Regions from separate parts of the Mus musculus genome. Here regions 1 and 3 are each linked to region 2. The links are chromatin loops, found by intact Hi-C in ENCODE. Cell type or tissue: heart. All regions are shown on one strand.

The links. Hi-C counts contacts between places; a loop is a spot of excess contacts. Peaks named below come from ENCODE experiments on the same cell type or tissue, not always from the same donor. Only the 100,000 strongest peaks of a DNase experiment are listed, where the experiment ranks them.
Region 1: it touches region 2 in a loop (3-fold over the local background); 28 of 42 quality-filtered maps call a loop at or near these places.
Region 3: it touches region 2 in a loop (4-fold over the local background); 10 of 42 quality-filtered maps call a loop at or near these places.

Annotation. Positions count from the first base shown.
Region 1 is chr12:17,362,831-17,370,830 of GRCm38, forward strand. Nol10 (nucleolar protein 10) reads left to right here. Exons shown (of 21, transcript NM_001008421.1): 10 at 5,479-5,557; 11 at 6,636-6,785. Among named protein-coding and RNA genes, the nearest start is that of Mir3066, 11 kb to the left of the region's middle. In heart, a CTCF peak has its summit at 4,322; a DNase peak (open chromatin) is centred at 4,341.
Region 2 is chr12:17,540,545-17,548,544 of GRCm38, forward strand. Odc1 (ornithine decarboxylase, structural 1) reads left to right here and starts at 4,329. Exons shown (of 12, transcript NM_013614.2): 1 at 4,329-4,624; 2 at 6,552-6,649; 3 at 6,739-6,856; 4 at 7,089-7,262; 5 at 7,406-7,578; 6 at 7,765-7,899. The coding sequence starts at 6,755. It overlaps Gm22748 (a small nucleolar RNA gene), which reads left to right and starts at 5,602; the gene lies at 5,602-5,737. In heart, a CTCF peak has its summit at 4,050; a DNase peak (open chromatin) is centred at 4,217; H3K4me3 peaks cover 3,246 bases; H3K27ac peaks cover 2,524 bases.
Region 3 is chr12:17,436,866-17,444,865 of GRCm38, forward strand. Gm36752 (a long non-coding RNA gene) reads left to right here. Exons shown (of 3, transcript XR_381308.3): 2 at 6,691-6,845. Among named protein-coding and RNA genes, the nearest start is that of Gm36752, 4.3 kb to the left of the region's middle. In heart, no CTCF peak of the experiment used is centred here; DNase peaks (open chromatin) are centred at 3,556, 4,776 and 7,746; H3K27ac peaks cover 1,273 bases.

The DNA of each region.
Region 1 (8,000 bases), 180 kb before region 2:
AAGCCAGGGAGATTCCTTCTCTCCAGTACTTCTCAGAGCAGCGTGGGATTTTAGTTTTCATTCCCCCAGGATTGGTGACTGGGCAGGCGTGTGCTTTGAATGCTATGTTGAAGGAAGCAAAGGGTGACGTTTTCTTTTTTTTTCTTGTTCTTATTGGTCTACACTTAAACATTTAGAGAGTAATACATACTTGGAGAGGAAAAACATGTGACACAGGTAGCAGCTTGAGTCAAGTAAGAACGAGTCTTTGTCATCCACTCACCAGCATGGGCTGGCACAGGTTGGCACCCCTGCCCAGGTGCTGGCTGTAGGCAGACCACCCTCAGGCAGGCCTTTGCTCCAGGCTTATCTGTTCAGAAAAGCCTTTCTCTGGGCACTGCTTCTCCAGCACATCCCGTGTACTTCAGGGAGAGTTTATATACTTCATGTTGGAGGGTAAAGCGTCTGATGGTAACAGGCTGCAATGACACTAAGGACCCTAAAATTTAGTGCATGATTTCCTTTAGGGTAGGAACTCATAACTCCTTTGAAAAGATGTTTACATGGACCATCTTTGATTAAAAATAATAAAGAATGGCTCAGCTGCTGCAGCTCAGTAGGAGAGTGCCTGTGGAGTATGCAAGGCTGCAGGGTCAACCTTCACTATTACAGGAGCAGCAAGCCAGTGTATAACGAACTAATGATACCTCTTTCTAATACATAAATCTTACTCTGTATTAAGAAGTAAACTTGCGTGTTTGTTTTAAACTGCTACATTTAAAGTGACAATAGAGACATTCATTTTTCTTGATTGCTTTGGGGTTTATTTTAAAATGATAATCAACTTCACTAATCATGGCATGGTGTAGAGGATATTAAGAAACTTTAAGCTAGGAAGTTCACTTCCACATAGAATAAACTAATGCAAAAAATGCATATTAAAGGTTTTTTGTTTTTGTATAAGGTGTGCGCCTGTGCATGGGTGCAGATGCCTAAAAAGGCCAGAGGGGGCCACTGCATCCCCTAGAAGCAGAGCTTGAGTTACAGGCAGTTGTGAGCAGCTTGTGTGGGTGCTGGGAACCTAATTCTGCTCCCCTCAGAGCAGTTTGTGCTTTCCCTCAGAGCCAGCTCTTCAGTTGCCACATTGTTTTAACCCATCAGTGTTAAAAAAGAAATCAGGAAATATACTAAGAACAAAATACTAAAGTTACTCATTCTAATTTTCTCTCACTCTTAAGCATTGATTTGTCTTTGAATTATGTCAAGATGTGTGCTCTGAGTTCCGTGTGCCCTTAGCATCACAACCTGACTTTGTTTCTCTTTGTTGTTGTTGTTTCTTGTTTTTCTCTTATGAAATAGTCTCACTCCAGCACTGCCTGGCATAGAACTCTGTATACACTGTGCTGGCCTCAAATCACAGAGATCCACCTACCTCTGCCTCCTGATGCTTGGATCAAAGTTGTGTGCCTAATGACTTGAGTTCAGTCTCTGGATCCCCCAGAGGTGGAAAGAAAGAACCAGTTTCACAGAGTTGTCCTCTGACCTCTGGGTACATCCCTGCGTGTGTTCGCCCAATCCTCCTTTTGTTTTTAAGATTTATTTATTTATTTATTTAATGAATGTATGGGAGTACACTGTAGCTGTCTTCAGCCACACCAGAAGAGGGCATCTGATCCCATTACAAATGGTTGTGAGCCACCATGTGGTTGCTGGGAATTGAACTCAGTACCTCTGGAAGAGCAGTCTGTGCTCTTAACTGCTGAAACATCTCTCCAGCCCGCTTTGTTTTGTTTTAAAGCAAACAGATGTGTAGTAGTCACTGATAATACATCTCAAGGCTATTTCCAGCATAAGTGCAGTGACTATAGGAGATGGGATACTACACAGTATTAAGGACAAGGATGGAAAAAGGCCATCTTCACTTTGGTCTTTAGAAGTAATGGGAGTACTGTTTTTTTCTGTTTATGATTTTTTGAGACAGTGTTTCTGTGTATCCCTGGCTGTCCTTGAACTCACTGTGTAGACCAGACTGGCCTTGAGCTGGGAGATTGCCCTCTTCTGTCTGTGCTGGGATTAAAAGTGTGCTCCTCATTTGTATATGGTTGAAATATTGGAATTTGGGGTTTTTTTTTTTAATGAAAATTGATTCACATTTTGTACTGATTTTTTTGTTGTTGTTGTTGTTCTTTAGAGGTAAGGAATTTTCAGCTGTTGTGATAAAATATTTTGAAAATAATTATATTTAGTATAACAAAAGACACTAAGCAGTATCCGAAACAGAAAGAATAGCAGAGACCCACCTGCTGTGTAGCAGAATTTGGCCAACCAGAGCCTCTGGGAACATATCCAATGTTTGTAGTTCAGTGGTTATTTCCCAAGCATCTAGAACTGAGTTTTTGGGTTCCTGCTAAATTGTTTTACAGAAAACCTAATATAAATATAAGCATCTACCACCTTATTGAGTGGCCACTGTCTCCTTGTCCTCAGCTGAGGCTCCTCCCCAGCATGTCCTCACCATTCTTTCCTTTTCCTCCTCCTCCTTTTCTTCTTCTTTCTCTTCTTCCTCCTTCTCTCCCTCTTCCTCCTTTCTTTTCAGTTTATTACATTTGTTTGATTGACTGATTTTGCACGGGCAGGGCACACCCATGCATGTAGAGGTCAGAGCACAGCTTTGAAGTGAGTCTTCTTCCCTTCTCCCTGTGGGTCCAGTTGTCAGGCTTGGGAGCAGGTGCCCCATGGTTGGCTTCACTGAGCCCTCTGTCTAGCTACTGTTAGTTCTTGAGCTAGGCTCTCCCCCGTCCATGTGGGCTGTTAACTCCTGGGTCTGAGGGAGTCTCCTGGGTATCTGGTATATAGTAGACACACAGACACCTCTCCCGATTTATTGTTATTAGAAAGAACAGAGGTAGCAGTTAACTAGAGCTACCTGACTGCTTCACAGGTAGTGATTTTTTTTCTCTTTTTATATTAAAACATAAGTGTCAGGCTGCCTTCAGACTTCCTGCGTGGCTGAGAATGGCCTTGCACTCCTAATGCTTTTCCTCCCAAATGCTGGGACTGATTGCAGCACCCTACCCCTACCTTAGTACTGGATGTTTATTTACCAGAGACTTTGGTGAGCTCTTTATGTACAGAAAGTGACGTCTTGTTAGGTACTTTAATTGTATGTGTTTTATGAAAGAAAACTCTCCATCAATGACATACTCATTGTTCAGCTTTTGAGAATTTTGTTTCAGAAGTATGTTAGTGTAGGGAAGGGTATATAAATACCCATTTTTAGATATATACCTTTCAGTGAGAAAGAAAAACATACAGTTGTCATAGAGTTTTATTAAATTCTTATAACATTTTTTTTGTTTTGTTTTTGTTTTTCGAGTCAGGGTTTCTCTGTATAGCCCTGGCTGTCCTGGAACTCACTCTGTAGACCAGGCTGGCCTCGAACTCAGAAATCCGCCTGCCTCTGCCTCCCGAGTGCTGGGATTAAAGGTGTGCACCACCACGCCCGGCTCTTATAACATTTTTATAAAAGGACAATGACCATGACCATATGTGTTTATTGTCATCAGAAGAACATCCAGAGGCATAAGAAAATGTTAAAGATTGCTGGTTTTTCTTCTGCTGATTTTTTCAAGTGATCTTATTGTATTGTATTGTATTTTTTAAAGATTTATTTATTTTTAATTACGTATGTCTGTTTGTGTCTGCACATAAGTACAGTACCCATGAAACCCAGAAGAGCGGGTTGGGTCCTCGGGAACTAGAGTTATGGATGGGTTCTTGGAATCAAACCCTGGTCCTCTAAAGAGCAGCCAGTGTTTTTAACCTCTGAGCCATCTCCCTAGCCCCTGTATTTTTCTTTTTAATTTAGCTTTATGCTTTTCCTACAAACCTTGTAGCTTGTCACTTGTGTTATTTAGTAAATTTAGTAATTTTAGTAAAGCTAGAAGTACTGGATAGAGCAGGCTGTCTTTCTTTTCCATGATTGACTGTCTGCCTGAGAAAGTCAGCAGACTTGCCTGGAAGCCAGGGAGAATTAATAGGAGAGTTACAGGAGCTGGTTAGGAAATGAATGTGCAGAAGTCAGTGAATTTGGTATCTTAGCAATTCCCCAGAAGGAGGAGGAGGAGGTGGCAGAAAAGTTCTCATAACATAAACTACAATTATTGAAGGAGTCATTAACCTGTCTGAAGAAAGTGATAAAATTGCCTTATGAAATAAGCCTGGGAGGAGTAGGAAGATAATTCTGTATGAACAGGTATTCTGAAGTTCATTTTGAAGAGTAGGTGATGGAGTCTGAGGAGCAGCAGCCTCCTCTCCAGCCGCTGCTCAGTGCAGCACCAGGCTAAGGCTGTAGGTGGCAGGAGAGGCTTGCTAGTGCTCCGGGCATGGTCTGGCCTTGAAGGGCTGGGTGCAGAGCTGGTTTCTACTTGTTGTTGCGGGACATGATCTCACTGTGTAGTGTACCTCAGCCTCCTGAGTGCAGGGATTGCAGGCAGGCATCAGCACAGCCAGCTCTGGTCTACTTCTGACCTAATCTCTTTTTTCTACCTTAATGTTTTGGCGCTCGTGTCTGTAGCTGGTGCATGAGAAGCACGTATAGAATTGTAGCCGTACCTTTTGTTCTTCAGTACCATCGAGATTTAGGTCTTAGGCTTTTATTTTAGATGAATGAGGTTGATCTATTTTATTTTTAAAACGATTTGAAATTTTGAATATGTGTGTGTGCCCATGAGTGCAGGTGCCTGCAGAGAGCAAAGGTGTCAGATCTCCTGAGCTGGAGTTATAGGTAGTTGTGAGCCACCTGACTTGGATGCTGGCTGGAATTCAAATTTGAGTTCGTTGCAGAAGCAGTGCATGTTGTTAACAACTGAGCTCTCTCTCCTGCCTTGGTGAAGTTGGTTTTACATCAGAAGTAAGCATACCCACCCATATCCCAAGATAAATTGTTTCTCTGAGAATGATAGGGATGTTTGAGGGCTGGGAAGATGGCTCATTCAATAAAGTGCTAGCTGTGAAAGACATGACTTAGTTTAGATCCCCAGCATCCATATAAACCAGTCACTAATCTCAGATCTGGAGAGATGGAGACAGGAAGGTCCCTGGGAGTCCCTGACCAGCAAACTCCAGAATCACTGAACATTCTATTCCAAAGCACACATGGATCGCAGATATCTGATGTTGACCCCTGGTGCCCCTGCACACACACGGACACACACACACACACACACACACACACACACACACACACACACGGACACACACACACACACGGACACACAGAGGGAGAGAGAGAGAGAGAGAGAAAGATATCCTGGAGAAGTTTCTGAAAACAGTGTTCTATTATCTGAATAGAATGGAAGATGAAGGTGGGTTATGGGATTACATTTGTATGGGAAATGTCTTTTTTATTATGAAAGTTTGGATAGAGTTATAAACAAATAGCTGGTAACATGATTTTCCTTGTTAGATTTGAAGTGAGGACAAACACTTGCTTTTCAGGATAAACAGCTTACCCACCATCTCTGCATTGAAGTTTAATGGAGCCTTGAGCATGGCAGTTGGAACATCCACAGGGCAGGTAAATGTCACATGTGAGCATGTGAGCCAGTATTTTGGATGTGTATTGGAAGGCACTTGGATAGTGAGTGAGGCCGGAGTGGAGAGGTGCTCCAGACTACTAGGTCCTTTTAGCACCTCGGAAGATCGGTCTAGTCCTTTGATGTTAGAGTTGAATCGAGGTAGTCTTCAGACATTCCTGATAGGGGTTTGGAACAGTATTTTTTAGAGTGTGTGGCCCAAATTTGGGATTCTAACAGCTTTCTACTCTTGGAGAGTCACAGTGGATTTAAGTACATATTTTGAAGACCCTGGGAATCCTGCAAGTAAGAATTGTGTTCACTAAATATTTCCAAGATGTGTGCATGCAAAGAGCCTTTTTTTTTCTTTTTCTTTTGAGACGGTCTTGACATACAATGCTAGCTGGCCTAGAATTCTGTGTAGAAGAGGCTGGCCTTGAACTCACAGAGATCTGCCTGTCTCTGCCTCCCAAAGGCATGTGCCACAATGCTTACTCAAGGTCACTTGTTGCAGCAGCACCTGCTGTGTCCTAGGCCACAGATTTGCTAATTAATTAGCAAGCAAAACATTCTTATGAATATCTGTCCCTTTCTTAGTATAGATCAGTAATTATCAAATTAGTGGATCTAAAAACTACTCCCAGGGTTAAAGTCATAAAACTTCCAAGAGCTGACTTTAGTGTTAGGCTCTGACTAAGTGTGTTTGTCATGTTCATAGAAGGTTATGAAATAGGTGGCAGTCATTATTCCAACTTTTTTGTTTTTTGTTTTTCTTCATGTGTATGTTTGTGTATGAGGAGGGGAGGGGTCTCTTATACCCCATGATGGCTTCATACTTGATATGTAGCCAAGAATGACTTTGAATTCCTGATTTTCTTGCCTCCATAATCCCAAGTGCTGAGACTACTGGCATGTGCCACCATGGCTGGTTTTGCTGGGCTGGGGAATGGACTTGGGGCTTTGTGGGTACTGGGTCAGTACTCTAGTAGCTGAGCTGCCTCCCCAGTTCCCATTACTCTGAGTATTAAATGTGTAGTTTGGAAATGGCTTGTTTGACTAGAATTAACTTTTCTCTTCTAGGTGTTGTTATATGATCTTCGCTCGGATAAGCCGTTGCTAGTTAAGGATCACCAGTATGGGCTGCCGATTAAGTCAGTTCATTTCCAGGATTCCCTAGATTTGGTTTTGTCTGCAGACTCTAGAATTGTCAAAATGTGGAACAAGGACTCCGTACGTACTTTCTGCTGCAGTTGCTCTCTGTTTTCCTTGCCTGTTCCCAGTGCTTCTTTTTTTCTGTGTGCTTTGGCAGCTCCTGTGGGTCCTTGAGAAGGGGGTGCTGAGCAGCCATCTGGGAACCAGCATATCAGTCACTTTAGGTCAGGGTGTGTCTGTGCTGGGGCAAAGCTGACCTGCGCTGGCTTCAGTTACGGAGCATCCTGATTTACGTGCACTTGTGCATGAGGAGGGCTTGGACTCGGGTCATCAGGCTGGTGGTTAGGGCTTTTATCCCCTGAGCCTAGTTGCCAGGCCCCTGGCACACATTTTATTGGACACGTGTTAGATGGAGAGAAAGTCACTGTGAAATAGAATCTGCCTCTGAAGAGCCTTTTGGTCCTGCCCCTACCATCTTGATTTTATTTTATTACTACTGCCTGTGAGAATGGCTATGTGCCATAATGCACATGGAGGTCAGAGGACAACTTGGATATTACTCTTCCACCATGGGTTCCAGGGTTGAATTCAGGTGGCACAGCAAACACTTTGACCTGCTGAGCCAGCTTGCTGGCTCCATCCTGAGACCTTTCAGCTCACTGACTACCCCAGCAGAGTTCTGGGAGCTGCTGATTTTCTTCCATTCTAGAGTCAGTGCATGTCCCAGATTCATACCCTGTCCCCATCTCAAACAAGCAGGGTCTAGAAATAGTAAGGACATAGTAATTTTGTGTATTGGTCAGTCTGTCTGTCTGCCTTTCTCTGGTGGTAATTCTAGGGATTGAACCCAGGTCCTTGTGTGTGCTTAGCCAGTGCTGTACCACTGGGTTACATCCTTAATGTTCTTTGTACTTTTTATTTCAAGAGAGGGCTTCAGTCAGTTACCCAAGTTGACCTTGAACTCACCCTACCCTAGGCAGACCTTCAGCTTGTGATCCTCCTGCCTCAGTCTCCCCAGTTGGTAGTATTACATGCCTGTGCTTCAAGGCCTGGCTAACTTTGTTTCATTTTTTTTCAAGTAGTGTTTTCTTAAGAATATTTTAGTGTTTCCTCCAACTACAAATGTTATTTTAAAAGTACTGTTTGGATTGCTGATTTTAGTCTGCCTTCTGCTTTCACTTCATGTATGTAAAGATTTTTTTTTTAAAGATTTATTTATTTATTTATTTGCTTTCTTTATATGAGTACACTGTAGCTGTCTATAGACACACCAGAAGAGGGATCCCATTACAG
Region 2 (8,000 bases):
CTCGGATTCTTGTGTCTCCAATTCTAGAAAATACACAATAAGGAGGGAGTTCTTAGCAGCCAGTTGCTCCCACAGAAACCACAGATGCCACTAAAATGAACCTCAGGACAGGGGTTACTTCACTGCCACGTCCTGTGTGGCCACTGACCTGCCCCTGAGCCTGCTGGGCTTGGGAAAGTCCTGTCCCAGTTTCCACTACTGGGCTTGCTGTCTGGTCCCATCCCAGTAAGCTCTACCAGGGCTGGGTAAGGTAGGGTCATGATGTAACTTCACTCTTCATAATAAAAATACCGAGACTTGTACACATGGGTGTCTGATGCTTAGAAGAGATCCTCTGGAGCAATGCCATCACTTCTGATGATGCCACCATTGCTCAGAACAACCTGGAAGCTGCCTTCCCTGCCTTGGGCACATTATTTGGATTATCAGTGGAGGTGGCACACTTTCTGCCTCGGAGGGAGGGTTAGCTCTTTGGAGACACTCAACACAATTTCAGGGCAAGTCTAGCATTGGTGAGTTACAGCAGTGGAACACTATTTTGGGTCAAATATCCAGATGTGACTTGTCTGGTGACTGCTCTCCATTGCCCAGGTATCTTGAGTTGTGCACCTTTAGCAAGGCAGGTGCTAATTTCCTTATGTGGCCTAATATTAGGAATCTCACTTTAGTCTGCTCTCTTCCTTTCTTTCCTTCTTTCCTTCCTTCCTTCCTTCCTTCCTTCCTTCCTTCCTTCCTTCCTTCTTTCTTTCTTTCTTTCTTTCTTTCTTTCTTTCTTTCTTTCTTTCTTTCTTTCTTCCTTCCCTCCCTCTTTCTTTCTTTCTCTTTCTCTCTTTCTCTCTCTCTCTCTCTCTCTCTCTCTCTTTCTTTCTTTCTTTCTTTCTTTCTTTCTTTCTTTCTTTCTTTCTTTCTTTCTTTCTTTCTTTCTTTCTTTCTTTCTTTCTTTCTTTCTTTCCAAGACAGGGTTTCTCAGTGTGAGCAGTCCTGGCTGTACAAAGCCCAGCTTTGTAGACCAGGCCAGCCTTGAACCTGCCTCTGCCTCCCAAGCACTAGGATTGAAGGTGTGTGCTACCATGTCTGGCTAGTCTGTTCTTTTCCTAGAAGACAGATATGACTTTGGATACGGATTCCTCCTCCTCTCTTCCTCTTTTAAGAGTCTATCTTGAAGCCAGGTGTGATGGCCCATGCTTTCAATACCCGCTGAGGCATACTGAGGCATACTCTCTGTGAGTTCCAGGTAGCTTATCTATATAGCAGATTCCTGGCCAGCCACACATACAACAATGAGACCTTATCTAAAACAAACAAGCAAGCAAGCAAACAAACAAACAATGCTTCAGGCTGCACATTTTCGGATGGGTCACGACAGCTAATCTCATCCTTGGGGAAAAAAAGGAGTTGTTAGGAGGGGATGAACCAATGGATGAATGAAAGCCCTGTCTTGACTTTGCCAATACCAAGTAAATGGATTTGTATACAATTGCTGGTTATTCCTTTATGCGATGTAATTCTTTTCCCATAAGGGGCCCTCTTTACATTTGTAACTACCCCATGTACTTGGGAGGTGGAGGCAGTAGCCATTCAAGGCTCTGCTCTGCTACACAGGGACCTGAGCTCCATGAGATGCTGTCTTAAAAAATAAAGTTAGAGCTCTTAGAACTTGGCCCAACCATCACTACTTGTAGACACTGAGCTTGCACCTCCAAGGAGGGGCGTGAGATTCAGGATTTTACCATGGGCAAGTGCTGAGAGTCCCTAAGAAAGTCAGAGACAGCCCCAGAATATAAGACAGTAACTGAGAACACCGCTAATAGCAGCATCTACACTGGTTTCATCCATCCTTCGGTGCCTCTGCACAATCTAGCACAAACACCTCACTGCATGTCAGGATAACATTCTGGACATTGGCATTTTATAAGGTCTCATCGCTTTACTTTGGAGAGACAATGGCAATGGAACTTGGGGCCTCAAATTGCCCCTAGGGAGAAAGGGGCAAGCACTCTTGTGTTGAGTGGTAGCCTAGCCTTTGTTGATTTTCTCTTAAGGAAGATGGGTAGGGAAAGGGAGGAACCGGTGAAAATAATATCAGTAATGCCACTCGTTTGACTAAGCCTGGGTTTAGTCACCACTGGTCTGTCTTCTTGAATGCAGGTTAGTAGTTGAGTCTTATGACTCAAGCTCAGCTGCTTTCAGACCGGCTTTGGGGACCTCTCCATGCTGGAGCCTGTCTACCACCAGCTAGCAGGGCCACTACCCCAGGAAATGGGCCCCTCCTTCCCTACCTTCTGTCCCCACCCTGACAGTCAGCTGGATCATGTACAAGACACCACCTCCCGAGGGTTTGGGCAGGAATTGGAATGTGGGTGGGTTGGTGCCATACATACATAGGCAGTTGTGATAGAGCCAGAGTAGTTTATAATTTGGAATGGTCTCCTGGTCTTCCTGACCAAGACCTGCGCTCTTCTTCCCAGGTAAGGTTTCCAAAACTAAAACACTATGATTATCTCCCATCACAGAGATAAAGATGCTAATTGAACGCTTGGGGCTGTATGTTCTTTGACTGGTCAAAACAGCTAATCTGGTCCTTGGGGAAGAAAAGGGTTGTTAGGAGGGGATCCCATACCCTTCTCCTGCTCTGCATGGTACCTTGTGACTGCTCCAGGATTATATAAAACTAAGGAAGAGCAGGGTGCCCAAGAGAAGAGTGAAATGCCCATCCCATCGTTGTATGGACAGCTTGCTTGATGCTTTTGTGGCTCTTGTTTCTTTCTGCAGAAGCCATGATTCAGGGAGAAGTGAATCACTCGTTCTTTCATTCACTCATTCAACAAATATCTATGGACTATGACCCAGGCTTGGAAGTGTGTACTAAGGTTTTTCCTCCCAGGACTTTGTGGTTGTAAAAGACCCTTGGGTACATGAGACCAAGGCTTGCACAAAACTGCACAACAGTTTGGGAGTGGAGCTGGGTTGTGGATTTTCTCTAGGGACCTCTGGAGAAAAGCCAGTGGGGTTTGTTTGTTTGACTTTGTTTTGTGATAGGGTCTCACTATGTAGCCGTGGTTGGTCTGGAACTCTTTGTAGACTATACTGGTCTCAAACTTAAGAGATTTAGCTGGTCAGAGAAGGAACATACCTTTAATCCCAGCATTCTTGAGGCAGAGGCAGGTAGAGTTCCACTAAAGCCAGGGCTAAACTGAGAGGCCAGGTCTCAAAAACAAACCACCCAAACCAAACAAAAAACAAATAAACAAAAGCCTGCCTCTGCCTGAGTACTGGGATTAAAGGTGTGGGTCATCTGGCCCTGCTCAGGCCCTTGAAAAGCTTCAAGTTTTTTCCTTTGCTGTGATTCAAGTTAGTTTTTTGGTACTGCTATGGTATCTCAACGTCTGGGCTGGGAGAGGGGTTTTAACTGAGAATTAACAAACCATTAACATCGTATACATAGTATACATAGTAACAAATTGTAGTGTTCGTGTGTTTTTCCAATACTGAATATGTAAGTCAGTCCCACTTGTTCTTTAACAATGTAACTTTGGTGGATACAAATTTACTGCCCAGACTCTGTTCGCATTCAGGCTTCTCAAAGTTGTAGCTACCCTGAAAGACAGAATAAGAGAGACAGCTGGTGGCTGTCCACCACCTCTTACCTTGTCCCTAACACGCCTTTCAATACGACCCTTGCTTAGATAGAAGGCGTACTTAGCATGCAACTGATGCCTAACATCTAGTTGGAAGCCACCAACATAACACGGAGTGGCCGGGTCAGCCTCCGCGGGCTTGTCTCTCAGCAAGCTTTCAGGCTTAGGCATACAGGGTCGTGATGCAGGGTCAGTCTGCGCCACCAAGTCTAGTCTATGTGGCCGGCGCACAGCTCACGGCCCATCCATCCTCCGCTTGCATCTGCGATACGCCTGCCCCGCTAGGGAATACCACCCCCTGAATGGAAAGCCGAGGAAGAATTTTGCTAGTCTTCCAGGTCTGGGTTCAGCCGTTAGGACCTGGAGAGGGGGAAGAGATTGTGTGCCTAGGCGGAGAGGTAGGGGGCGAGAGACTGGCGACCAGGTACATGTGCGCATGCACCAGCCGACTCCCGCCCGCTGCCCATAGGGCCCTGCGGCATGCTGGCAGCCAGGACTGGTGATGTGGTGCGCGTGCGCAGGCCTGCCGCAGGGCGTGTCCGACACGAGGCCCGGCGGGGAGCGCGGGGCGTATGGGCGGGTGGGTGGGCACGCGCTGCGCCCCGCCCCACTGACGCGCCCGGCCCGCGTCCCCCGCCTCCGGCGCCGGGACCCGGGTTGGCCGCCACGGAGTCCCCGCCCCTCCCCCGCGCCTCCCGGCCGGAACCGATCGCGGCTGGTTTGAGCTGGTGCGTCTCCATGACGACGTGCTCGGCGTATAAGTAGCGGCGCGTCGCACCGTCGGGCTTTGTCAGTCCCTGCAGCCGCCACCGCCGGCCGCCCTCAGCCAGCAGCTCGGCGCCACCTCCGGTCGGCGTCTGCGGCGGGCTCGACGAGGCGGCTGACGGGGCGGCGGCGGCGGGCGGACGGACGGACGGACGGGCGCTCCTCGGGGTTTGGCGGCGGCGCCTCCATGGGTCAGGCCAGCCGGGCCACCGTGCTGTGAGGTGAGCGGGACGCGGGAGGGATGTGCGGCCACGTGTCGCGAGGCCCGGACTGCGGCCGCCGGCAGGGGACACGTGGCCCGGGACCGGTGACCTTGCGAGCCGCCGCCCTGAAGGCAGCTGCTCCTGGACCTCGGCTGCAAGCCCTCGGATCCCCCCATGGGAGCCCTCTTCGCGTCAGCCGGACTCAGCGCTCCACTTGCCCGGGTGATGATGGAGGGCAAGCCCGCGGCAGGTGCAGGGGAGCGCGGCCGCGAGCAGCGGTCCTGCAGTTAGTTTCCTGCTGCTTTCTTTAGTTTCACTACGTGTACAGAGCAGAGGCGATGACCCGGAGTGGAAGTTGGTAGACCAAATTTAGTCTGGGAGTCACTGCTAATGAATACCCACCAGCTGTGACTTGGAATTAGAACTCCTTGAATGACTTAGTGGTTTAGGGGAAAACGGGTTCCCGGCTGTCCCGGAAACCCTACTCAGAATCCTCAATAACTGGAAAAAGTGTGGGGGGCAGAGCCTGTCAGGAATGTCTGGGAGAGGACAAAGAATGTAGTGGTTTGTTTTATTCAAACCTAAGATCGGGCAGACTTTGACTGATTGGAATTCTTTTCTGTTTTAATTGGCTTATATCTTCCAGAGTTACCTTCTTGTGCTAATTGTCTGACACGATTTAGCTACTTCCCATACCAAAATGTGTTAGTAACATTTTTCTTTCAGATCTTATCTATTATATTATTTAGGCAAAGCTACAGAAAGGCAAAACAGTATCTCAAAGCTTTTCGTGTTTAAACCGGAAGGTTGCCTGGAAAATACTTAAGACCTAAAATTACAAAGTTACTGCCAAAGCCCATTCATCAGTTGTAAATGATATACAACGAGTTGGCTGGCTCTCTTCTCTAGTCTTAACTTAGGAGAGGTTTAGGCAGCTAACGGAAGTTGACATTGCCAAAAGTCTCGTTAAATTAAGGCTTAACATGTTTAACCATGCATGGATTTGGATTTATGGCAGGCTCTTCCCCGTGGGCCTCTCATAGTGTCCCATGCTAGAGCAAATTGTGGCTCCTAACCATTGCCCAGCCTCCGTGCCTGTAGGCTGCAGGCACTGAAGTGGGTCACACAACGGAAAAAAACGAGTTTTACTTGGCCACTTGCTGTTGTCCATTTCATAAGGCCCAGACAGAAGCTTTTATTAAGAGTGGTGACCTTGCTTATTTTTGTTAGTCATAAAGTTGACCAAAAATGCCTTCCATATGGTTATTATCCATAACTAAGTGGATATTAGAAGGCATTTGAGGACAGTCAGGATCCCAGAAGTGCTCATTTTGTTAGGCAATATAGGCTTTGGGATACTGGTGTCTCATAATAGTAACTAACAATATCCTGTTGATTTGAAGAGTTTGGGTTTTTGTTTTGTTTTGTTTTGTTTTGTTTTAATGCTAGTACTGCATGAAAGTTCCTTATGGAAAATTTTGATGGATTGTTCACTGAGTTTGAGTGCTCTAGATAGATGATAATGACTGTATTCACTTAAGATCATTCAGCATAACAAAGTGGGAAGGAATAAGATATTTTCAGGGCTGCATGTAGTTACTGTAATGCCATTTGAAGTTTCTGAAGACCTGGAACGGCTCAGAAATGAAGCCATGTAATACAGTAATATTGCCAGAGTTAATGGGCTGTATGCAGATATGCTTCTGAGACACATTCTGTTTTGGAGAGATGTCCCATATGTATAGAGTTGTGGCATTCAGTTTTGAACAGTGGAATCTGTTTGGGGAGGGTGGTGTCTATTCACCTAGGCCCTGGGATTCCCACCCACAGTTCTTCCTGTACTGGCTACTTTATTTCACCTGTTTACTCTGGTGTATGGTTGCAGCGTGTAACCTTTAATGGTAAGATTCCAAGGGAGATCACATCTTGTGTTTCTATTCACTAGTGTTTCCACCACTCCAAGAAGGCAGCATTCAGAGTTCTTGGCTAAGTCGACCTTGTGAGGAGCTGGTGATAATTTGATTCCATCTCCAGGTTCCCTGTGTAAGTATCGGTTTACTTGTGGATTTGTGCTGGAGCATTGCTACGACTTTGAGTGTGTTCCCGCTCACTTGCGGCTTCCCCTGTTTCAGAAGCACATCGAGAACCATGAGCAGCTTTACTAAGGACGAGTTTGACTGCCACATCCTTGATGAAGGCTTTACTGCTAAGGACATTCTGGACCAAAAAATCAATGAAGTCTCTTCCTCTGTAAGTACGGGAAGCCCACGGAAGGCCGCAACTCTGCTGAGAGCTCCTAGCACCATACATGAGCCTGTCTTGCCAGAGAATCTAGAATGTGACTGTGGACTGTCTAGTGGTTGGTCATGCCATGTCAGTGACTGCTAACAGGGATAGAATTTGATTAAGGAAGGGAAAAGGGTTTTCAGTGTGGCCAGCTGCTGGACAGCTAATGAGGTCCCTGAACCTGTTCTCATTCCAGGACGATAAGGATGCGTTCTATGTTGCGGACCTCGGAGACATTCTAAAGAAGCATCTGAGGTGGCTAAAAGCTCTTCCCCGCGTCACTCCCTTTTACGCAGTCAAGTGTAACGATAGCAGAGCCATAGTGAGCACCCTAGCTGCCATTGGGACAGGATTTGACTGTGCAAGCAAGGTAAGACTGCTCACCCCGCCCCAAGGAGGCATCAGTTGTGTTAATAAGTGTTATTAATAAGCTGAGGTGCACATGACAACTTCATGTGCTTTTGTTTGTCAGACTTGGTCTGTATAGAGCCCAACACTGCTCTTCTCTTTCAGACTGAAATACAGTTGGTGCAGGGGCTTGGGGTGCCTGCAGAGAGGGTTATCTATGCAAATCCTTGTAAACAAGTCTCTCAAATCAAGTATGCTGCCAGTAACGGAGTCCAGATGATGACTTTTGACAGTGAAATTGAATTGATGAAAGTCGCCAGAGCACATCCAAAGGCAAAGTGAGTCTTCTGATAGAGCACAAAAGGCCGGGCCTTGTTGGGCAGACTCATATCTTGGTTCATTTATTTATTCCTATACATAGTAGAACTAGGCTAAACCCTGTGTCAGACAAGCAGCAGCACCTACACGTAGGCTCCTGAGCGGATGAGCATTATAGAGCACTTACACAGTGTACTTCCACCTAGGTTGGTTCTACGGATTGCCACTGATGATTCCAAAGCTGTCTGTCGCCTCAGTGTTAAGTTTGGTGCCACACTCAAAACCAGCAGGCTTCTCTTGGAACGGGCAAAAGAGCTAAATATTGACGTCATTGGTGTGAGGTGAGATCTCAGTGATGTCATTACAGGCTGAGACATGAAATTTTAAGGCCCTTTCTCTTCCTGAGAACTAGTGAAAGACCAGCTTCCTGTTTGTATTTCAG
Region 3 (8,000 bases), 100 kb before region 2:
AGGTACCACACCCGTCAGTGGTGGCAGTTAAGAGTCCTCCCAGCCTACCCCTAAGAGTCCTCCCAGCTTATCCCTGTGTTTTAGGCCAAGACTGAAAATATGTGAGAGCAAACAAACTCTAGGTGTCATTTGCCTTCTCTGAGCATTGTTTTCCTCGAATCAAACCTGAAGTGACAGTCCTACATCACAGGGTATCTGGCGAGTGGCCTGCTTATCCTGAGCAGCAAGATGTCAGCCCCCTTCTCCACCTTTCCTCAGGACCCAGGGGAGAGTGTCACGCAGTAAGTTCTTCCTCTACTGAGGCTCATAGAACCTGTCTGTGGATCAGTGAGCATTTGGCCCTGAGGAGCCTGCCCTCTGGCTTCAGCAGTTACCAGCGCAGTGTTTCGGTGTGTCAGTGAAGAAGGTTTGGGAACCAGCGGTAAGACTCAGGAATCAACACTGAATTTAGAAATGAAATTTCAGATTAGAGAACAGCCCTCTGAGCCGGGCGGTGGTGGCTCACACCTTTAATCCCAGCACTTGGGGGGCAGAGACAGGCGGATTTCTGAGTTCGAGGCCAGCCTGGTCTACAGAGTGAGTTCCAGGACAGCCAAGGCTACACAGAGGAAACCCTATCTAAAAAACAAACAAACAAAAGAGAGAGAGAGAGAAGAGAGAGAAGAGAAGAGAGAGAGAGCAGCCCTCTTAATTAGTGACACTGATGAGGATGGTGAGGTCAGGATCAGAGATAAGCAAGGGCTGCTCCTGCCCACGCAGCTCCTGGTGTGGTGTGTAGTGAGATTTTCTTACCTTGTTGCTATGGAATCGATTCTGTGTACCTGAACTTAATGGGGCCTCATAGAGTCCTCCCAAGCCTCAAAAGCTAGACCAAAAGCCTTGACCAAAAGCCAGTCTGGAGCACTCACTATAAGTGGAGCACTCACCACAGCAGAGCACTCACCACAGCAGAGCACTCATCACAAACAGAGCACTCATCACAAGCAGAGTACTCAACTACAGCAGAGCACTCACCACAAGAGGAGCACTCATCACAGAGCACTCATCACAAGCAGAGTACTCAACCACAGCAGAGCACTCACCACAAGAGGAGCACTCATCACAGAGCACTCATCACAAACAGAGTACTCAACCACAGCAGAGCACTCACCACAAGAGGAGCACTCATCACAAACAGAGCACTCATCACAAGCAGAGTACTCAACCACAGCAGAGCACTCACCACAAGAGGAGCACTCATCACAAACAGAGCACTCATCACAAGCAGAGTACTCAACCACAGCAGAGCACTCACCACAAGAGGAGCACTCATCACAAACAGAGCACTCATCACAAGCAGAGTACTCAACCACAGCAGAGCACTCACCACAAGAGGAGCACTCATCACAAACAGAACACTCATCACAAGCAGAGTGCTCACCACAAGCAGAGCACTCACCACAAGAGGAGCACTCATCACAAACAGAGCACTCATCACAAGCAGAGTGCTCACCACAAGCAGAGCACTCACCACAAGAGGAGCACTCATCACAAACAGAGCACTCATCACAAGCAGAGTGCTCACCACAAGCAGGTTTGCTGCTCTGAGCTCACAAAGCACCCAGAGAGACTGCTTACCGTGACTGGAGGACTATGCAGCCAGTAGAGGGGCTTGGGCTCATGTGTGTGGGACTTGGCCACATCTGCTATGCTCACTGAAAGGACGGAGAGCGCCCCAGTATGTCTGTGCCTACAGCACTCCAAGGGACACAGATCTGTGGGTAAATGTCCCCACTGCACCTTGGGAAGATCTAAGTGACACAAAGTGTTGGAGATTCAGAAACTCAGGCTTCACAGGTAAAAGAGAGAGACAGAGTAGATAGAGCTGGAGCCCAGTTGGCTGAGATGCTGCCTGGCACGTCTGTGAGGTGGCTGAATTCCAATGGGGGACAAAGAAATAATTGGCAGATAAATGGCAAAGCCGGGGTTTAAAAGCAGTGAGGCTAATTGGCAAGTCCTGGGGACCGGACAGAGCAATGGCAATAAAGCCCCTTGTGTGGTTAGGACCTACAGAGGAAGTATACTTCAGAGAGAACTGGCTGAGGCCAACACAGAACACTGAGGCTCCCTAACAGAACGTCCTGCAGAGGGAAGAAATAGAAGCAGAAGCAGGAGGCCTGGCCTGGGTGGGACTTCACTGGGGAGGTCAGATGTGGGGAGAGCCCCCTTTATTGGGGCACTAGCTGGTGAAGAGTCTCAAGCCTGGATTGTTCCAGTCCTGTGAGCTTCTCACCATGAAGGGAATGAGAGCAAGACACTTTTTGAAGAGTCACTGAAGACATTTCTGCTGAAAAATTGTGATTTCCCCTCAGGGGTTGGCTTTACAAGTGAAGAGCCATTGCCTTTAATGTAACTAAGCAGAGCTCCCTGTTAAAAGAGGTAAGGAGAGAGGCAGGGAATGTGTGTACCATGAGACTGCTATGGCTTGCACCCACATCTCCTCTGAGTGCCCACAGCCTGGGAGTTCTCAGGGCACATTCAGTGCATAGGGCACCATCCTAGAGTGGTCCACCCCACCCCACCCCTACTCTTTAACATCTTAGCTCCGCTCTTGACAGGCCTAGCTCTTGACTTAACCCTCACTTTAGCCACCCCCAGCAATGGCAGGTTCCCAGAAGAACACTGAGTGCTTGACTCCTGGCCAGGTGATACTAGGTGACCACGGTGATAATGGGCAAAGGCCAGGAGCAGAACATGTATGTCCCCTTCCTGGGGAGCGGAAGCCATCAACCTGCCTGAGTTAGGTGAGGGCTACCAACTATTCAGGCAAGGGTTCCCGGTAACCATGGCGATACCATTGGAAACGCTGCCATGCCATCCTGTGCCCTCACCCGCAGAACCCCAAGGACCGTGATGACCACACACACTCTAGGGCAATGAGCAGGTTTATACCAGGGTTTGCATTTAACTGAGGGGACAGAGGTAGCAGTGGGGTATATCAGAGGAGAAGAGATGGGATGCCCATCTGGATATTATTCTTATCCTTCCTGCCAGGGCCCCAGTCAGGCACATGACATCGGTGGACTTGGAAATATTGATAGAGAATGGAGCTGAGGAAGTGGGACAGTGAGAACGTTCCACAGGGCTTGGGGCAAAAGCTGTTGCTCCTGGTAGGCCTTCAGAGCTAAAGGCGCGTGCAGGGGAATCCCATGGGTGGATCTGTGGGTTTCTAGGCACTTGGGAAAAGAAAGAGGAGGCTGAAGCCCAAGCAAACACAACAGGATCCTCCCGGGGTCTTGATTTCATTGGGAGCAAAGGGAGTGAGCACCCTTTGGGGACTGAGTGGCCTCCAATCTGCTCTATTCTGGTACCGTTTTTAAATTTTAATTAATTAATTAATTGCCCAGAAAGCAAGCTAGGAGACCCCAGGCTTCCTGCCAGCTGCAGCCTTTTCCTGTAGAAGCCCTGGAGGCACTGGGCCCCAGATCTGGAGTGTGGCCGGCTCCTCCCGGATGTATTTGTAGAAGTGCTCGCCAGCACGCCCCATTTGGAAATGTCTTAAGATAGGAAACACAGTTGTCCCCGATGAGCAGGCTAGGTGACAGGGGAGGCTGCAAAACAAAATCATTTCCTCTGAGGATGCCAAGTTGAGGGGGGGAGGTCCTGCCGGTACTGCCTTTGCACATCCTGCAGTAATGACTCAACTTGAATTTCCCTTCTGGCTCTTAAGTGGTTTCCATGCAAAAGGCCAGTGCCCGAAGGAGTCACATCTGCAGGTCCAGGGAGAGCCAGGCAGCAGAGCCAGCCTCCCGCTCCACTGCCATACTCGTCTGTTTGGCACCTGGGCCCAGCTCCACTTCGCACGGTGAATCATGATGAAAACTTGAGAAAGGGTTTATTGGGGTCACTGTTAGGGAAGTCAGTGCATCGTGGAGGGGTACTCCTGAGGCACCAGATCCCATTGCATTTGCAGTCAAGCAGAGAGGTGGACGCTAGCACTCAGCTCTCCTTGTCCTTTGGATTCAGTGCAGGACCCCAGCCAGGGAATAGTGCTGCCCACAGTGTGGGTGCATCTTCCCACCACAACCATCCCATCTAGAAACTCTCTCAGGCATATGCAGAAGTCTCTCTCCTACATTCTAGACTCTCACATTGACAAAATAACCACCATTTGGGGTATGTGTCATACGACCTTTTAAACATTTTTTTAAAAGATTTTTAAAATGTTATATGTATGGGACTGGAGAGATGGCTCAGCACTTAGAGCACTGGCTGCTCTTCCAGAGGACCCAGGTTCTATTATCAGCACCCACATGGCAGCTCACAACTGTCTGTAACTCCAGTTCCAGAGAATCCGACACCATCATGCAGACATAAAGACATATATGCACAAAACCCCAATGCACATGAAATGAAAATAAATCTAAATTTGTGTGTGTGTGTGTGTGTGTGTGTGTGTATGTAAGTATGCATGTGTGCAGGTGCCTGAGGAGGCTAGAAGAGGGTTACTTGCAGTTGTGAGCTGCCCCATGTGGGTAATGAGAACTGAACTTGGGTCCTTCTGGAACACAAGCTCCTTTCACTGCAAAGCCATTGTCTCTAGCCCTTACTTGAACCCTCTTTTAAACATGAAATTCAGTGGCACTAAGTATGTGCCACTGTGTGGCATCTCCACTGTACTCCTCCAAAGCTTCGTTACTGCCCTGCTGACACCCTGTGCCCCTTGACTGCTAATCTGGCCAGCTGCTGTCGACCTTTGCTCTAGTTGCTGACTGTGAAGTTGCCTCATCGCATGGGCTCGTCCAGTCCTGACCTTTTGTGTCTAGCTCATTTCATTTACCATGTGGTGTTCAAGGTTGATCTCCGCGGTAGCATGCTAGCATGCCCCTCTTTCTTGTGACTGAGTAATAATCCTGTTTGCTCGAACACACCACATTCTGCCCATCTGTCCCTTTGTTACTGCAGAGACTGGCTCGATCCCGATCCCTGCTGTTTAGCATGCATTATGCAGCTGTGAACACTGTTCAACTATGTAAGGAGTTACAATGCCCCCCCCATCATTGTAAACAAAGATTTATTTAGTGTGCATGTCTGTGTGTCCATATATAGGTCAGAAGACATCTCCAAGGAGTTGATTCTCTTTTTTCACCTTAGGGGTCCTGGGAATCGATCTCAAGACACACTTGACAGCAAGCCCCTTTACCCACTGAGTCACCTTGTAGGCCCCTCCTGTATCTTTGATTTGCGTTTCCCTGTTGCTGCTCCACCTCTTTCTGGGTGTGTAGAGACCATCAGCAGCCACTCTCCAAGACCTTACCTGCTTTCTAGTTGGGTCCTATTATTTACTTACTTACTTACTTACTTACTTACTTACTTACTTACTTACTTATTTGTGTGTTTCTTTTGTTTTTTCAATGCAGGGTTTCTCTGTCTAGCCCTAGCTGTCCTGGAACTCACGCTGTAGATCAGGCTGGCCTAAAATTCAGAGATCCTCTTGCCTCTGCCTCTCCAGTGACAAGATTAAAGGTGTGTGAGCCATCACTTCCCGGTGGTCCATATTTTTATTATTGTTGTTGCCTTATGGAAGTTGTTAGCATTCCTTCTAGGCTCCACCCCACAGGTACCTGACAACAGTCAGGTATGCCTGACTTAGTATAAAAGGGGCTGCTTGCCCCCTCCTCACTCCTACTCTTTTACCTCTTTGTACCTTCTCTCCCCTTTCTCTCCACGTGTTCATGGCTGGACTCTCCTCCTCTCTCTCTCTTTCTCTCTCTCTCTCTCTCTCTCTGCCTTTCTCTGTCTCTACTCCCTCCTCAATCCCCCCACCTAAATAAACTCTATTCCATAGTATACCTTTCGTATACCTGGGGGTGGGGGAAGGGATGGATCAGCATGGGCCCACCGAAGCACTCCCTTCCACCTCACCATACCACCCTTCTACCAAACATATTCCTTGTTCTTTCTTTCTTTCTTTTTTTTTTTTTATAAAACACAGCAGAAGTTATTTACATACTCTGGACACTGTCCCCTGTTCTGGTATTTAATTTGTACCTGCACATGCATTTATAGCTGCAACAGGAAGTCAGATTTTCGGGAGTGGACTAGAAGGCTTCTTAGCCCCTTTCTGTCTCTAGTGTTTCTTGAAGGAATCCCCAGGGTACCCCATGATCAGTGTTCAGGTTCTTTGTATTTCAGGCAAACCGTCCAACAAGAACAGAGTAGAATCTAAAATGCAGATTTATTAGAGATGGGCATAGAATCAGAGAACGCAGTCCACAGAATGGGAGTGGACTCCAGTGGACAAGTGACTCAAGAGCCCCAGTCTGGGGTCCGGAGTCCGGAGGGTGGACCCTTCTTTGGCTGTTGGAGGTGATGGATTTTCACTGTTTTCTGGAGGAGGGTATTTAATCATTGTAGTGGCCTAGGGTAGTCTGAGTGACAGGTCGTTTGGGAGTCCTTGAGTTAACTTTTTTTGTTTGTTTGTTTGTTTGTTTGTTTGTTTGTTTGTTTTTCGAGACAGGGTTTCTCTGTATAGCCTTGGCTGTCCTGGAACTCACTTTGTAGACCAGGCTGGCCTCGAACTCAGAAATCCGCCTGCCTCTGCCTCCCAAGTGCTGGGATCAAAGGCGTGCGCCGCCACCGCCCGGCTTTGAGTTAACATTTTTATGCCTCATAGCCATGTGTTGCTAGTTCTCTCTTCCTGCCTCACAGGGAAGATAAATTCCCTCAATTCATGGGGTGGCTTGAAGACTAACTTGGGAATGGAAGGGGCAATGTCAGAGTCAAGCCCACCCAACTCTTCTGCATCTATAGTGAGCAACGTCTGCAGTGCAGTATCTGGAAGGACCGGTCCTGGCCGGCTGTATGTAAGTCTGAATTCTTCTCTCATATATTACATGCTAACAGCAACTGGACCTTTACAGAGACAGTCAAATCAAGATTCTGTGATTAAGGTGAACTACAACCCCATGTGCCTGGTATCCCAAAGGAAGTAAAATTTGAATACACACACACACACACACACACACACACACACACACACACACACACACACACACACACACGGAGGACACCGTATAGATGGTAGCAGAAACCAGAACAAGAAATCCATAAGCTCGAGTCATTGAATCACACCGGAGAGAGCTGGGGTAGACCCTTCCTGCTGGCCCGAGAAAGCGCCTGCCCGGAGAGAGCTGGGGTAGACCCTTCCTGCTGGCCCGAGAAAGCGCCTGCCCTGCCACATCAGAGCCCCTGGCTTCTAGCAGCATAATAAGCTGGTGTCCAAGCCATCCATTGTTAGAGACCCATTACAGCAGTGACAGTGGGCCCACCAGCATTCTAGAGACCCTAATCAGAGCACTCTACCCTGTCCACGCCCTTACAGGTCCCTATGGCATTTATTGCTACCCCCCCCCCCCTTGATCCCTCAAGGGTCAAGGGCAGAGAAAGGACTGGTCCTGTGAAGCTGAAGTTCCACCCTGTAAATCGGGCTGAAAAAGAATGTTCTGGAGAGGAGAAATCCAAGGGAGCGAGGCTGTGGGAGCACAAATGGCCCCTGAGGAGTCCAACAAGACTTGCTTGCTGGTGCATAGAGAGGTTGTATCCCGAGGGACTCAGTGTTCATGGTTTGCAGACGTGGCCTGCTGCCTGCCATGCCTCTCTTTCAGGGCCTGAAAGCGAGGTGGGATTATTGCTTCCTTGATGGCGAGGGTTAGGTTTCCTTCCTGTGACCAGCGCTCCTGGCCTAGCGGCTCCCTCCCTGGAAAAAAAGCTTCAGACACGTGTATCCTGGCCATCTGGGGCGAGCGTATTTCCTCTTGATTGTTTAAAGGAAAGTTCACGGGTAAATATGGAAAAAGCCAGCAGAGCCTGGGCAGGTCACCTGAAAGTGGAGCCTGCCTGAGAGTCTGGCGGCCCTGCTGCATCCCTAGCAGGTCCCAGCCCTTTATGCTTGGGGGCCACCTCATAGCAGTGACTACAGTTTCCAGTTTCCACATCCCACCTTTGCAGCAGGAGAGTCC